Regions from separate parts of the Homo sapiens genome. Here region 1 is linked to region 2. A link is a contact called in ENCODE Hi-C or POLR2A ChIA-PET data. All regions are on one chromosome and are shown on one strand. Each heading gives the region's core, a stretch centred on a gene start or an enhancer-like site at or near the end of the contact. The rest is flanking DNA. Distances are from core to core; before and after follow the strand shown.

Region 1 (3,070 bases), core at 96-2,595, 250 kb after region 2:
GAGGTGGGAGGATTGCTTGAACCCAGGAGGTCAAGGCTGCAGTGAACCATGATCATGCCACTGCACTACAGCCTGGGCAACAGAGAAAGACCCTGTATCAAAAAAAAAAAAAAAAAAAAAAGATAGCAGCATGTCTTCCTGCTCCATTCCCTTTCCCATCCATTCGGTCACCCTAACTAACCCAGCATCCAGATGTCTGCCTCCCAGGTCCAGCTCTGTTAGCCTGGGGCGGGGATTAGCACACTTATTCTGTAAACAGCCAGATAGTAAATTTTAGGTTTTGCAGACCAAGAGGCTGATAGAATATGTTGTACAAGTACTTATATAACAAGACAGAAAATACTTTTCCACAAATTTGTCATTAGGGAAATTTCAAACATAATGATTGAGTACAATTTGTTTGTAATACGGGTTTACAAATGAGACAAATAGAATTCTTTGGGGGTGGTGCTCCCTATCATCAAATCGATTATCAGTGTTCATCTTCAATCTCTAGCTGGCAGGTTGTGCAAAAACAGGTCGTGGGCCATATCGGGCCCCCAGGCCACTGTTTGCTGACTCCTGACCTAAGAACCACCGTCGTGGGGCACGTCCAGTCCTGCTCTGAATTCCAGCCTCCCTTCTGAGCACCTAAATGGCTTCTTCCCCCGGTGTCACAACGATGATTTGCCCAACAGTGAAGTTTCTATACATTCTTAATTAGATAATTTCCTTCCTATGCAGCTCTCAAGTATTTCCTTCCCTTTTGAGGAGAATTTCATTTTCCACAACATATAAGCATAAAAGGTAACAAACTCAAATCATTTTCATTCATCAGTCATTCAACAAACATTTGCACCCGGGACCTTGGAAAATAGAACCGGAGGCAAAGTGGAGATGGTGAGAGGGGATCCAGGAGGAAGCACTCAGGAAAGGGGTCTCACACCTGCTGCGCACCCTGAGCCATGTCACTTCTCCTCCCTGGGCCTCCGTCTCCTCATGTGTGAAGCAAGGGGACCGGCAAGCAGCCTTGCACAGTCCATGAATGTGGTCATTCATCCAGGCTTCCCTGGCCAGCCTGTCTGGGTCTAGCTGTTCTCCCTGCTTCTTCTTGAACCCTTTCTCCTTCCCCAAATCCCCTTTGCCTCTCCCCAGACTGACTCCTACATATTCTGGGCCCTCTATTTATGACAGACCCAAAAGTTACCCTCCTCCCCACCCAGAGTCCCCCACCCCACCCCCATGCACCTGTTAACAGAAGGACTCTGAGAGCCATGGCTGGAAGGAGCCAGAACCTGGAAGGAGGTGAACCAGGGGTTGCAGGCACCACTGAGGAACCACAAGGAAGCCACCAAAGCAAAGAAGGGCAGAAAAGGAGAAGTAGGAGGCAGAAGTCTATCAGAGATTCAAAGGAAGAGGGCGGAGGCTCAGTGAGCACATAGCCCTGCCTGGTCTTCCGCCCAGGACTGCCCACAGCCTGCCCACCCTTCCTCCCCAGCTTCCTGACCCAAACTTTCAAAGTCAATACCACTATCCAAAAGGTGCCATTTGTCACCCACTTGTTTCTTGGGTTGGCCCAAGCATATGAACAAGCTGAACAGACTTAGCCTGCCTCCTGGAATTCGTGTTCTAAACATTAATACGGGCCAGGCGCAGTGGCTCACGCCTGTAATGCCAGCACTTTGGGAGGCCAAGGCAGGAGGATTGCTTGAGCCTGGGAGTTTGAAACCAGCCTGGGCAACATAGAGAGACCCTGTCTCTACAAAAAAATATTTTTAATTAGCTGGGCATGGTGGTGCGCGCCTGTAGCCCCTGCTACTGGACAGGCTGAGGTGTGAGAATTACTTGAGCCCGAGGTCCAGGCTGCAGTGAGCTAGGATCACACCACTGCACTCCAGCCTGGGCAACATAGGGAGACCCCGACTCTACAAAAAAATACATTTAAAAAATTAGCCAGGCATGGTGGCACATGCCTGTAGTCCTAGCTACTCCAGAGGCTGAGGCAGGAGGATTGTTTGAGCTCAGGAGTCTGAGACTGCAATGAGCCTCAATAATGCCACTGCACTCCAGCCCAGGTGACAGAGTGAGACTCTGTCTCAAAAAAAAAATTAAATAAATAAATAAGCAAACATTAATACAGATCAAACAAGTGTAGGAGGTAAAACTCTGTGTCTTCCTGAAAACACACTTTGCAAAATGTCCCTCCTTCAGCCCATGGAAATGGAAGCGCCCTTCAGCCAGAGCTGTCCTCATTTGTAGCCATCAACAAAGACAACTCAAGTACAGGCATACCTGGTGCTTTTTAAATATTATTTTGTGCTTTTTTTAGAGACAGAGTCTAGCTCTGTTGCCCAGGCTGGAGTGCAGTGGTGTAATCACAGCTCACTGCAGCTTCAATCAACCTCCTGGGCTCAAGCGATCCTCCTACCTCAGCCTTCCGAGTAGCTGGTACTACAGGCACATGCTGCCATGGCCAGCTAATTTTTTTTAAATTTTTTGTAGAGACAAGATCTTGCTATGTTGTTCAGGCTATTCTCAACCTCCTGGACTCAAGTGATCCTCCTTCCTCAGCCTCCCAAACTGCTGAGATTACAGGTGTGAGCCACTGCATCCAGCCTATTTTTGTGTGTGTGTGTGTGTGTGTGTGTAAAGGCCTCAAGCTCTTCACCCAAGAATTTTCACTTCTAGTAATTTATCCTAAGAATAGTTAAGAAGTGTAGTCAAAAATATATGTACAAACTTGGCTGGGTGCGGTGGCTCATGCCTGTAATCCTAGCATTTTGGGAGGCTGAGGCGGGGTGGCTCACTTGAGGTCAGCAATTGAAACCAGCCTGCCCAACATGGTGAAACCTCATCTTTACTAAAAAGACAAAAAAATTAGCCAGGCGTGGTGGCAGGCACCTGTAATCCCACCTGGGAGGCTGAGGCAGCAGAATCACTTGAACCCTGGAGGCGGAGGTTGCAGTGAGCAGAGATTGTGCCACTGCACTCCAGCCTAGGCGACAGAGCAAGACTCTTATCTCTAAAAAAAAAAAAATATATATATATATATATATTTGCAAGCTTGTTCATTGCAGCATTATTGTTAATA
Region 2 (2,879 bases), core at 379-2,878:
AATAACATGTACCCCTCTACAGCAATTGAAATAGTTCCAACTTTGCATTTATTTGTATGATTTGATCAATATCCTTCCCTAATATAAGTTCCAAAAGACCAAGACCCTTGTTTGTTTTTGCTCACTATCCCAATGAGCACATAGGTAGCAACAGGTATTTGTAGAAGAAACTGGCAAACCATTGGTAAAAAAGAGATAACAAACACGGAGTTAATGACAACTGCACGGTTCAAGCGATTTTCTTGCCTCCGCCTCCCGGATAGCTGGGATTATGGCCACACCACCCCCACGCCCAGCTAATTTTTGTATTTTTAGTAGAGATGGGGTTTCAACATGTTGGCCAGGCTGGTCTTAAACTCCTGACCTCAAGTGATCCACCTGGCTCGACTTCCCAAAGTGCTGGAATTACAGGCGTGAGCCACCACGCCCAGCCCAAGGATCACTTTTGAGGCCAGGAGTTTGAGAGCAGCCTGGGCAACATAGGGAGGCCCTGCCTCTATTTAAATAAATATGTTTTTAAAGTACTTAGTCTTCAAACCTTGTTTTATTTTTGTCCTCTATTCAAACCAGTACCTGAATTTAGACAACATTACAGAAATGTTGTGATTAGGCCATTTGTATTTTGAAACCCGAAATTTAAAGAAAAAAAAAAAGAAAAGAAAAGAAGTGTTCAAGTTTATCTCAGTCAGAGAGAGACTGTGTTTGTGTGAGATAAGGCGAAGTGGGGTAGAAGGGCCTTCCAGGATTAAGTCCACGAGGAAGGTGACGGTTTGGGAGAATCTGAAGTTTCAAATAAGGAGTTGTCGGTTGGGATCAAACTGTGGGGATCCAAGAATGCCAGGCTAAGAAACCAGGATATTTTATTTTCTGATAAAAAGAGGATGCTTTTTTGGCAAATTTCTGCTTCGGAGTGAAGATGCTGCACTAGATGGGAAGGAGAAGAGGAGAAATGGAAAGAAGAAAAGGTGAGTTCCAAGGACAGAAACACTCCCTCTTTGGACTCCCCCCAATTTCATGGACTCTCTCCCGCAAAAAAACACACAAGAACTTCCTGCCTTGTTTCCTTGTTTTGTGACATCATTGCAATCTCTTGATTTTTTTCATCCCTCGGATTCCTTAGCATCCTTCAAAAGTAATGTTCCTGCAGTCTCGCAGAAGGCCGAAGGATGGAGAATTTCTAGTCCAGGCCAGGGACACTCAGAAGAGAGAAAAAAAAAAGAACAAAAAAAGACCCAAGCAGCTTCACAGGGCCTCATCTGGTCCAATTTCTTCTCATGATGCATTCATTCACTCATAAATATCTTTTGAGCACCTACTATGTGTTGGGTAGATCTAGGGATAAAATCAGGGTTAAAAATACAGTCGCTGGTCTCACAGCAAAAAAGGCACCTGAGGCCCAGAGAGGGCCACTGACTTGCCAAAAGTCACAAGCTAAAACTTCTGTGGCCGAACCGCGTCTCGAACACAACTGGCGGAGGCCCACGGCGCCTGCAGCCCAGCTGCAGAATGCTACAAAGCAACGGGGGCCGGTGCCGGGGCGTCCGAAGCAGCGCCGAGGCCGGAGAGAGCGACAGTCAGTTTCCTAACTGCGCGGCGGACGCCGAGGCCGGCGCCTGTTCTTGAAAGATGTCCCTCTGCAGCCGCGGTAGCCCAGCCGGAAGTGCCGCCTGCCACGTCCACCGTGCGGCAGGGGCGGGGCTGGGATCCAAAAGCTCGGCATGGCTGACGACGCGGGTTTGGAGACCCCGCTGTGTTCCGAGCAGTTCGGCTCCGGGGAGGCACGGGGCTGCCGCGCCGCCGCGGACGGGAGCCTGCAGTGGGAGGTCGGGGGCTGGCGCTGGTGGGGGCTCTCCAGGGCCTTCACGGTCAAACCTGAAGGACGAGATGCGGGCGAAGTGGGGGCTTCCGGGGCCCCCTCACCGCCCCTCTCCGGGCTCCAGGCCGTGTTCCTGCCTCAGGGCTTCCCTGATAGCGTCAGCCCGGACTACTTGCCCTACCAGCTGTGGGATTCCGTGCAGGTCAGCTCGGTCGTCTGGGGCAGAGGACAGTGCAGGCCACTCCTCCCTCCCCAATAATGGACGGGTGACTGAGACTCGGAGCCCGGGGGGCGGGGGGTCTGACATGCCTCATACACCAAGAACAAGAACAGATGAAGGCACTTAGACCGCCACGCTCCTACGCCCGCTTCTCACCCTACTTGTTTTCTTCTCCAGGCGTTTGCTTCCAGCCTCTCCGGCTCCCTAGCCACCCAGGCAGTCTTGCTGGGCATAGGGGTGGGGAACGCAAAAGCCACTGTTTCAGCTGCCACGGCCACCTGGCTCGTGAAAGGTGAGCTGCACCCCTGGAGCCTCACGTATTGCTGCTTTCAGCCCTGCTTTCGCTGGGCTCTTATGTGTATATATGTATGGACTCGTGCCCCATTAGGTAGAATTCAGGCAGGTCTCCCCAGTGATTAGAGTGGTGCTTTGTAACCCAGTCTTACTTCCCACATCTGGAAGACCCTCATCCCACTCACCAGCCTAGCAGCCGCACTCCATTCCCCACACAGACTTCTGAGTCTCAATCATCTGGATCCCAAATCCCGTCCCCTCCCCTTTATCCCTATTCTCTTTGTGGAAGATTGCATAAGAATGCAATTGATGGAATAAAACTGCCAGCTGCCCAGGATAGGGGAAATTGGTGAGCTCCAGAAAAAAAAGATATAGTTGGTCCTGAGAAGGAGAGAGGAGAGCCTGGAAAGAATGGAAGGTATTGTGTATGCTCTGGGATACCAGATGATGCTGTAAATAATAGAGTGACTATCTGCTGAATATGTACAGCTTTTAAAAAATTGTTTAAGGAAAAAAAATACAGTTTGGTACCATGCCACCCAGAGAGGG

What was found. Hi-C counts contacts between places; a loop is a spot of excess contacts on that map. ChIA-PET counts read pairs that join two places held with the same protein, here RNA polymerase II (POLR2A). Pooled maps may share reads with other maps.
Region 1: a loop to region 2 is called in a pooled map, with 3 times the contacts of the local background. The contact joins the promoter of ITGAM here to the promoter of RUSF1-DT in region 2. A Hi-C loop is called at or near these places in 2 of 50 pooled maps. POLR2A ChIA-PET finds 5 or more read pairs at or near these places in 2 of 52 experiments (MCF 10A and activated CD4-positive, alpha-beta T cell).

What each region holds. Positions count from the first base shown.
Region 1 is chr16:31,258,250-31,261,319 of GRCh38, reverse strand. ITGAM (integrin subunit alpha M) reads right to left here and starts at 1,345. Exons shown (of 30, transcript NM_000632.4): 1 at 1,228-1,345. The coding sequence starts at 1,255. RefSeq lists an enhancer at 1,489-1,588.
Region 2 is chr16:31,507,213-31,510,091 of GRCh38, reverse strand. RUSF1-DT (RUSF1 divergent transcript) reads right to left here and starts at 1,628. Exons shown (of 2, transcript NR_186401.1): 1 at 1,056-1,628; 2 at 526-919. RUSF1 (RUS family member 1) reads left to right here and starts at 1,701. Exons shown (of 13, transcript NM_022744.4): 1 at 1,701-2,018; 2 at 2,214-2,328. The coding sequence starts at 1,719. RefSeq lists enhancers at 1,151-1,720, 1,285-1,999, 2,000-2,715 and silencers at 1,821-1,870, 1,931-1,990.